2 separate regions of the Homo sapiens genome follow, and region 2 is linked to region 1. The links are chromatin contacts, found by Hi-C or POLR2A ChIA-PET in ENCODE. All regions are on one chromosome and are shown on one strand. Each heading gives the region's core, a stretch centred on a gene start or an enhancer-like site at or near the end of the contact. The rest is flanking DNA. Distances are from core to core; before and after follow the strand shown. Region 1 holds the start of RAD9B (RAD9 checkpoint clamp component B). Region 2 holds the start of ATXN2 (ataxin 2).

Region 1 (4,173 bases), core at 103-2,602:
AGACCAGCCTGACCAACATGGTGAAACCCCGTCTCTACTAAAAATACAAAAATTTAGACGGGCTTGGTGGCGGGCGCCTGTAATCCCAGCTACTCGGGAGGCTGAGGCAGGAGCTGAGGCTTGAACCCGGGCGGCATTGCAGTGAGCCGAGATCGCGGCATTGCACTCCAGCCTGGGCGACAGAGCGAGACTCCATCTCAAAAAGAAAGAAAGAAAATATGATTACAGCTCTGAGTCCTCTCTAGTAGAGGCCCCCAGTTTTTATGTAGGAAGGTCTGAGGGGCACCAAACTACTGGGGGTGAAGGGGTGATTGCTTGAAGGTGGCTGGGGGAGACTAGGTAAGTCTCCAACACCGGCACTCTCCCCAGAAAAATGTGTATATTCACAAAAATTTCCCAACAGTTTCAATGAGTTCACACATCATTAAGGAATCCTACCCTAAAGAGGCGTAGCAACCCGTGGAAAGAAACAGTTCCAGCAATTGCAAGCGCCAAATCCCGCCCTCTGAGAGCACACCTGCTCATCTCAATGGCAGCTAGATGTTATTTCAGGAGCGAGGAGGGTGGTTTATTCCCTTTCCCTAGATGGCAAAGTTAAACGGGTACGAAATTCTGCTCGCTACTTCCTGTTCTGCATTCGAGAGGCCAGCTTCCACCACTACACCCCAACCAGCGGGAGGTGCTTTTTGCGGGAAACGAGTAGGAACCGTCTGGAAACGGAGGACCGTGCCCCTATCCCCGGAACATTCGAGGTATAGGACCAAAGGCCTTCCCTGGCTCGGGCGTGCGTGTCTCGTGACAGGTCGGGCTGCTAGAGGGGCCTTTTTACCCCTTGGATGGCCTCTGGCCCCTTGGGGCCGGGATACGAGACCTAGGCCAGCCGCACCCAGAGGTGGCCGCTCCCTTCCTTCCCTAGACCTCTTCTGGGCCTTTCCCAGGCCAGCGCCTGGGCCCTGACGCCGAGGCCTCCGGGATTTCCCAATTCCTCGCCCTCGGCCTCCCCACGGCTCCCAACAACGCAGCACCCCACCCGAGAGCCAGGCCTTGGTCGCCGCAACTGCAGCCCTCACCATCCTGTCACCGGGCTCCGCTCAGTCACCACCACCGTCGCCGCCCTCTTCCTCAGGCTCCTCGGCGACCCGCCCACTTAACCGCAACCAATGAGAGCAGAGGGAGACAGAAATTGCCGTACGGAGGCCCGCACGGACCCTTCTCCGCCGTAAAGCCGTTTGGGAACTTGTGGAGGCGGGGTGGTAGAGTGCAGAGACGAGATCGCGAAGCTTTGAAAAGCGCGGGCAACATCCGGGCACCTGGGCCGTCGAGCTGAGGCGCGCCTTCCGAGCCTGCTTTTTAGGGCGGATGGCAGCCATGCTGAAGTGCGTGATGAGCGGCAGTCAGGTGAAAGGTGGAGCGGCCTTTGTTGTCTTCCCATTTAGCAGAGAGAAAAGCAGACGTTAATAGGTCGTCCCTACCATTGTCTAATTTTTCCTCTTTGCCTTTTTGCGCAATGACTGAGGACGCACGCCCTGGCCACAGCCCCACCCACTCAAGTCCCTGTTAACTTCTGAGGGGAGGATGAGGACCCATCTCGTGTGACTTAGAGGCAGATGTAATATGGGTGGTATCCGGGAAATAGAGTTGTACCATCGGGCCACAAACTCGGGATGCTGAGGACTGCATGGGGAAGAGTTGAGAGAAAAAAATAATGCTTGGACAGTAAAAGTATTTTTGTGCCAAGAGAACAGCATTAACCTGGTTTTTTTTTTCCCCAGATTCTACCATTTTTAAAAATGTATGAACTTGGAAAAGTCACTAAATCTCTTTGGGGCTCAGTTTCTAAAACGGAAACAGGGGTAATGACAGCACCTTCGTCACAGAGTTTGTTTGGAGGCAATGAAATGGAAATGCGTGTAAAGAGCCCAGTAATAGATGGAATGTACAAGAACTATTAGTGTTGTAAACGGCGCTTTCAAAATGGAAGTTAGGCCGGGTGCAGTGGCTCACGCCTGTAATCCTAGCACTTTGGGAGGCCAAGGCGGGTGGATCACCTTAGGTCGGGAGTTCGAGACCACCCTGACCAACATGATGAAACCCCGTCTCTACTAAACATACAAAAATTAGCCGGGCTTAGTGGTGGGCGCCTGTAATCCCAAGCTACTTGGAAGGCTGAGGCGAGAGGATCGATTGAGCCCGGGAGGTTGAGGCTGCAGTGAGTTGAGCTCGTGCCACTGCACTCCAGCCTGAGTGTCAGAGTGAGACTCTGTCTCAAAAAAAATAAAAAATAAAAAGAACATTAACAATGTCGTACGGGATCAGACTAGTGTGTTTTCCAGCCCTAAATGTGTTCTGTGGTGGGGAAATCTGGCTGCCCTCAAACATCAGAGATGTATGTTGGATACCCCTAATTTCTCTCTCATGACTTGTTGTGACTTGGCTATCAAGCTATTAAAACCACTTCAGATTATCTTCTCCATGCACTGTTTTCACAGTTTTTGGGGGGTCAAATACATTTATCTAAATCAAGTTGTAAAATACATTAGTATGGAAATTGGTTTGCACAGTAGCTCCATGCAACACTGTAAACATATAGAAGGACAAATTTCGGTCAATTTTATCATTTCACACACTACAAATTTATTGAGCCCTGACTATGTGTCTGGCATTTTGCCAAGGGTATTATACTGTATTAAAGTAATGTAGCATTAGTCTGTAAGATACTGTTATTTTTGAATTTCTCTTGAGTCCTCTGAATGCTGAACTAGTCTTGTGATTTGTTTTTATTGTTAGAGGGAAAGAATATAAGCATCACCTTTCTTTTTCTCCATAGTATTTGGGAAAGCAGTTCAAGCTCTATCACGAATTAGTGACGAGTTCTGGCTAGACCCATCTAAAAAAGGTGTAAGTAAGAAAGTTAACAGATCACGTATCAAGGCAAGAGGAGATGTTTAAAGATCCCAGTCCAGATTGAATGTTAACTAGGAAATCCAGAAATTGTAATTATCCCTTTCACTGTTTATCTTTATTTTACATATCTGAATACACTTAGAGCATGGTAAAGTTGAAAATATGCAGATAAGCTTGATTGATTTAAACTGGAAGTCACAAACTGGTAGTTAAGAGACTAGCTACGGTCTGCAGGAATGTTTGTTGGCCTGCACTGTTTTTTTTTTTTTTTAATTTGAAATAATTTCCAACATTTAAAAATTGAGGCCGGGCGCGATGGCTCACGCCTGTAATCCCAGCACTTTGGGAGGCCGAGGTGGGTGGATCACCTGAGGTCAGGAGTTCGAGACTAGCCTGGTCCACATGGTGAAACTCCTTCTCTACTAAAAATATAAAAATTAGCCTGGCATGGTGGTGGGCACCTGTAATCCCAGCTACTCGGGAGGCTGAGGTGGGAGAATTGCTTGAATCCAGCAGATGGAGGTTGCAGTGAGTGAGCCGACATGGTGCCACTGCACTCCAGCCTGGGCAACAGAGTGAGAGTGAGACTCCGTCCCAAAAAAAAAAAAAAAAAAAATTGAGTCAAATTTTTCCTGCTTCTCTTGAAAATTCAGAAGACCTGACAGTTTTGGGACTGCATTCATTCCCAAGTGGAAGTAGTTGGCTGAAACTGAGTAATGGTTTCCCCGCTTAGACAAGGTGTGAGACCGCCAATATGCTGTAACTCCCTTATATATTGCAACTCCCTTATATATTGCCTTTTGCCATTTCACACATTAAGGTTAAGGCTCATGACTGGGTGTGGTAGTTCACAAATGTAATCCCAGCACTTTGGGAGGCTGAGACAGGAGGATCACTTGAGCCCAGGAGTTCGAGACCAGCCTGAGCAACAAAGCAAGACACTACCTGTCTCTACAAAAAAATTTTAAAAATTAGTCGGGTGATATGTTGTGTGCCTGTAGTCCCAGCTACTTGGAAGGCTGAGAGGAGGGAGGATTGGTTGAGGCCAGGGGTTTGGAGGCTGCAGTGAGCTGCGGTGGTACCATTGCACTCCAGCCTGGCCAACAGGCTGGTTTTTTGAAAAAAAGTAAAAAAGAAATTAAAAGAAAGTTAAGGCCCCTGTAGGCATTTACTATTTTATGTTTTCAACATGTAAACTTTTAGATTTAACACATATATGTATTCAATATAATATACATATATGTATACACCTATATATACGTACATGCT
Region 2 (4,219 bases), core at 569-3,068, 1.1 Mb after region 1:
TCTGGCGGCACTCCCGAAGTTAAGGACACCGGCCACAATGGAATGGAGTCTATTGACGTTTCCTTCTCCCTTTGAACACTAAGCATTTTCTTAGTTCGTGAAATACGAACTGACAACCGCCCGCCACCCCCAACAGGCCCTCCTGCACAAACACACCCTCGAGTCAAACCCAGTTAGCCGGGACAACACTGAGCCCCCAGCCCCTACTACAACCCCGGCTTAGGAGGGAAAAAGACGCTAGTAAACACCCGCCTTTCTGCCTTCAGGAACCCGACCACGTCCCCTGCTGCAATCTCTCTCTCCTAGCATTTCCGAAATTGGGGCGGGGGTTGGGATAAGTGCGCAGGGTGCCCGCCCCCTGCCACCAGCACCGCCACCCCGGATCTCCAGGGTCCAGCCTGGGTCCAGCCCTCACCCACCGATGTTCCACAGGCGCCTTCTCCACTGCGGCCTCGAACAGCAATGCGGATCGGCCACCACCCGCGCGCCGGAGAGGTCTGGCGGGGGAAGGAGGAAGGCCGGGACGGGGCCGGGCACTCCCCACCCCTTCCCTTCCCCAGGTGGGGGAGGGTGGAACGCTGCCGGAGGCCACATGGAGCCCCACGATTTCAGGGGAGTTCGGGAGCCCCCGCCGCCGCCTCGGACACGAACGCAGAGGGGTGCGGGGGCCAAGGCCCACTTGTCTCCACCCCGTCCTCCGATCTTTCCCAGGACTCGGAGGGGGCGGGGAGAGAGCCCCGACAGACCCTGATGATTCCGGAGGAGCCCGGTGCCTACCCCTTTAACCGGCACGGGGGACGCGGCCCTAACTTCTCCCCTCCAGAGATGTCCCCCATGGAGGGGGACATGTTCCGGAAAACGCCACCACAGCCTCCAGACCCCTCCAACGTTCACACCTAAACCGGGAGTGGAGGAGCTGCCCGAGCATCCCCACGCTGCGGGCGGAGGATCGTGCGGAAGGGGGAGCCGGGGCTGACCATCGCCGCTACCCGAGAACCCCTCCCAACACGCGTGGGGAGGGGAGGCCGCCCGCTCCCTCCATCTTGACCGCCGGGGGAGGGGGCGGGGATGCTGCGGGAGGCTGGACAGGCCTGACAATCCCAGAGGACCCCGGCTGCGCCCACCGGCCGAGCCTCGGGGCTCAGGCCCGAGCGAGTCTCCCCCGCGCTGCCGGCCCCCAGCCCACCCCGGGTAGCCCGGCGGGTCACGGGGCGGGGACGGCGGCGCGGGCCGCGGGGGAGGGGACGCCGGGCCCGGAGCGGAGGGGGCTGGGGTGCCGACACCCACCTGCCCAGGCCGGGCCTCCCGCCGCCGGAGGTCGCCGCGACCACCGAGGAGGGAGCCGTGGCCGAGGACGAGGAGACCGAGGACGAGGACGGCGAAGGCGCGGCGGCGGGCGACGCTAGAAGGCCGCTGCCGCCGGGCTTGCGGACATTGGCAGCCGCGGGCGGCGGCTGCTGCTGCTGCTGCTGCTGCTGCTGTTGCTGCTGCTGCTGCTGCTGCTGCTGCTGCTGCTGCTGCTGGGGCTTCAGCGACATGGTGAGGGGCCCATACACCGGCTCGCACGCCGGGCGGGGACAGCCGGGAGCCGGGCGCGCCAAGGAGACGCCGGAACGCGGCGGGGACGCGCGGGCGCCGAGCGGGGAGGCGCGGGTTGGCGCGGCCGGAGGGGCGCCCGGGCTGGCGAGGGGGAGAAGGAGGACGACGAAGGGGCGGGGAGGCCCGCCGAGACCAAGGAGCCGCCGGGAGCCGGGCCGAAACGCGCCGCCGCCGTTGCCGTTGCTACCAAAACAGTCTGAGGCGGAGGGAGGCGAGCTCTGCCGGGAGGGAGGGGGGCCGGGGCCGGGCGGGGGAGGGGCGGCGGAGGGATACGGTCCCGGGGCCGCGCCACCGCCGCCCCGCCCGCTCCGCCGCGCCGGCCGCTGGAGCGAGCGCCACCCGGGCCACCTGGCTGCGGCGAAGCGGCGAGACTCGGTGGCCACCGCGGGACTCCGAGGAGCTGCGGCCGCTGAGCGCATCGGAGGGCGGGCGCGCCGAGGCGCCGGGTGGGAGCGGAGGTGCGGATAGGGACTCTTTACCGGAAGTCGGAGGGGTCAGACGGAAGCAGAACGTGAGGTGGCCCCGGGGCCGGGAGGGACACGTGAGGAGCGGGCGGCGCGCTGGGTTGCTTTCTCGGGGGTCGGGTGAGGGCCAGGCGGCGGTCCCTACCCGGATCCGCCTTCCTCAAGGCGGGTCTGCCCTTCGGGGAGGGCGTGTCGGTCTCAGCCTCTGGGGCCTGCCTGGTGTGGAGGACAGGAGAGAAGCATTTCTTCTCCTACTGTATTCCTTCAGCATCTTCACTTCTGCGGGGACCTAGTTTGCCCCCACCTGATGCAACCCAGAAAATGGACTGACTGCGAGTGCCTTGGGGCGGAGAATGTGTCTTGCTACGTGTAAAGCACCTAGAACCCTGCCAGATTCAGGGGACACAGCATCCTGCCGTTTTCCTGCCGTCCCCCGCCCGCCACACAGTAGGCGCTCCAGTGGCTCGGGGCATCTACCAGGCAGGCCGCGCTGTCCTGCCCTGCCGGGGCTGGAGTGGAGCAACCCTCCGGGGCCACCCACATCTGGGTACCTTTTCCCCACTTTTTCCACCCCAGCCGCGCACAGTCACCAGAAAACTCTTTTAGGTATCTGACCTTCATTTGAACCTATGTTCCCTCACTTGAACTTCTTTTTCCTCATTCATGAGATTCTAAAGGAAATATATGGGATTGGGACTGGTAGAACTACGGATAATGGGATCTCCCTCGGTAGAGACAGAGCCGACCTCAAAACAATGTGCGAACTTTAGACCTTGGACCCTTTAGAAGTTTTAATTTAACTTACCCAGCCAGCACAGTAGACTCTTTTTAAAATGTGTTGCAGTTAAACTGGAAGCAAGTAGAAAGTAGGTAACTTTTTTTTTTTTTTTTGAGCAGTGAATCTATTGTTTTTTAAAGTGAAATGACTTCAGGAAATAATAGGGGAAGAAACACCAAAATTCCCCTCAATGTCCTAGAACTGTCCAGATAAAGGTAAAGACTTAGATAAACGTGGAGAATGATTGAACCAGCAGTTTTCAGTAGTCCAACTGAAATTAACCTCCTAGATAGTCCAGGCAAAAATGATCATTGTATTCTGCCAATGTAGGAAATCAGTTTTATTTCCCATCTAAGGTAAAAAGTAGATCAAGGGACCATTGCAAAACCCTTTAAAAATTAACCTAGCCTAGCCAACATGGTGAAACCCCGTCTCTACCAAAAATATAAAAATTAGCCGGGTGTGGTGGTGGGCGCCTGTAATCCCAGCTACTCGGGAGGCTGATACAGGAGAATTGCTTGAATCCGGGAGGTGGAGGTTGCAGTCAGCCGAGATCATGCACTCCAGCCTGGGCGACAGAGCGAGACTCCGTCTCAAAAAATAAATAAATAAATAAATAAATAAAGTAACCTAAAGGAAACTGGAACTAAAAAACCAGTTGAAACAAAAAAATACCTGTACCCGGCTGTGGTACAGGCCAGGGCTGCTGTGAGGGGAAGCTCCTGGAGAGGGTGACATGGGGCAGGGACCCAAATGAGCATGGGCATGAGGATCCTGGGGAGAAACGCTCCAGGTGGAGGGCACAGCGAGGGCAAAGGCTCTGAGGGGGGAGTCTGAGGAACAGCAAGGAGGCCTGCAATGGAGCAGGTCGTCAATGGTGTCCCGTTATATTCTTTCTTTAATAGAAATACAAACACTTGGCCTGGCGCGGTGGCTCACACCTGTAATCCCAGCACTCTGGGAGGCCGAGGCGGATGGATCACCTGAGGTCAGGAGTTCAAGACCAGCGTGGCCAACATGGTGAAACCCCATCGCTACTAAAAATACGAAAAAATTAGCTGGGCGTGGTGGTGGGCATCTGTGATCTCAGCTACGCAGGATGCTGAGGCAGGAGAATCGCTTGAACCCAGGAGGCGGAGGTTACAGTGACCAAAGAGGGCACCACTGCACTCCAGCCTGGGCAACAAGAGCGAAACTTTATCTAAAAAAAATAAAAATAAAAAAATACAATCACTTTTCTCTGATTGGAATCAAGGTCCCAGAATACAATCTTAAGAACAAGTTTTGGCCAGTGTGGTGGCTCACGCCTGTAATCCCAGCACTTTGGGAGGCAGTGGCCGGTGGATCACCTGAGGTCAGGAGTTCGAGACCAGCCTGG

What was found. Hi-C counts contacts between places; a loop is a spot of excess contacts on that map. ChIA-PET counts read pairs that join two places held with the same protein, here RNA polymerase II (POLR2A). Pooled maps may share reads with other maps.
Region 2: a loop to region 1 is called in a map of naive thymus-derived CD4-positive, alpha-beta T cell, with 10 times the contacts of the local background. The contact joins the promoter of ATXN2 here to the promoter of RAD9B in region 1. A Hi-C loop is called at or near these places in 1 of 168 maps with a recorded cell type or tissue (naive thymus-derived CD4-positive, alpha-beta T cell) and 8 of 50 pooled maps. POLR2A ChIA-PET finds 5 or more read pairs at or near these places in 1 of 52 experiments (Panc1).

Annotation. Positions count from the first base shown.
Region 1 is chr12:110,500,979-110,505,151 of GRCh38, forward strand. RAD9B (RAD9 checkpoint clamp component B) reads left to right here and starts at 1,353. Exons shown (of 11, transcript NM_001286535.2): 1 at 1,353-1,405; 2 at 2,828-2,898. The coding sequence starts at 1,360. It overlaps VPS29 (VPS29 retromer complex component), which reads right to left and starts at 1,133. Exons shown (of 4, transcript NM_016226.5): 1 at 1,071-1,133. The coding sequence starts at 1,073. RefSeq lists an enhancer at 962-1,101.
Region 2 is chr12:111,597,497-111,601,715 of GRCh38, forward strand. ATXN2 (ataxin 2) reads right to left here and starts at 1,819. Exons shown (of 25, transcript NM_001372574.1): 1 at 1,288-1,819. The coding sequence starts at 1,538. ATXN2-AS (ATXN2 antisense RNA) reads left to right here and starts at 2,002. Exons shown (of 2, transcript NR_146497.1): 1 at 2,002-2,057; 2 at 2,332-2,759. RefSeq lists silencers at 464-593, 1,184-1,233, 1,324-1,493, 1,554-1,863 and an enhancer at 2,324-2,553.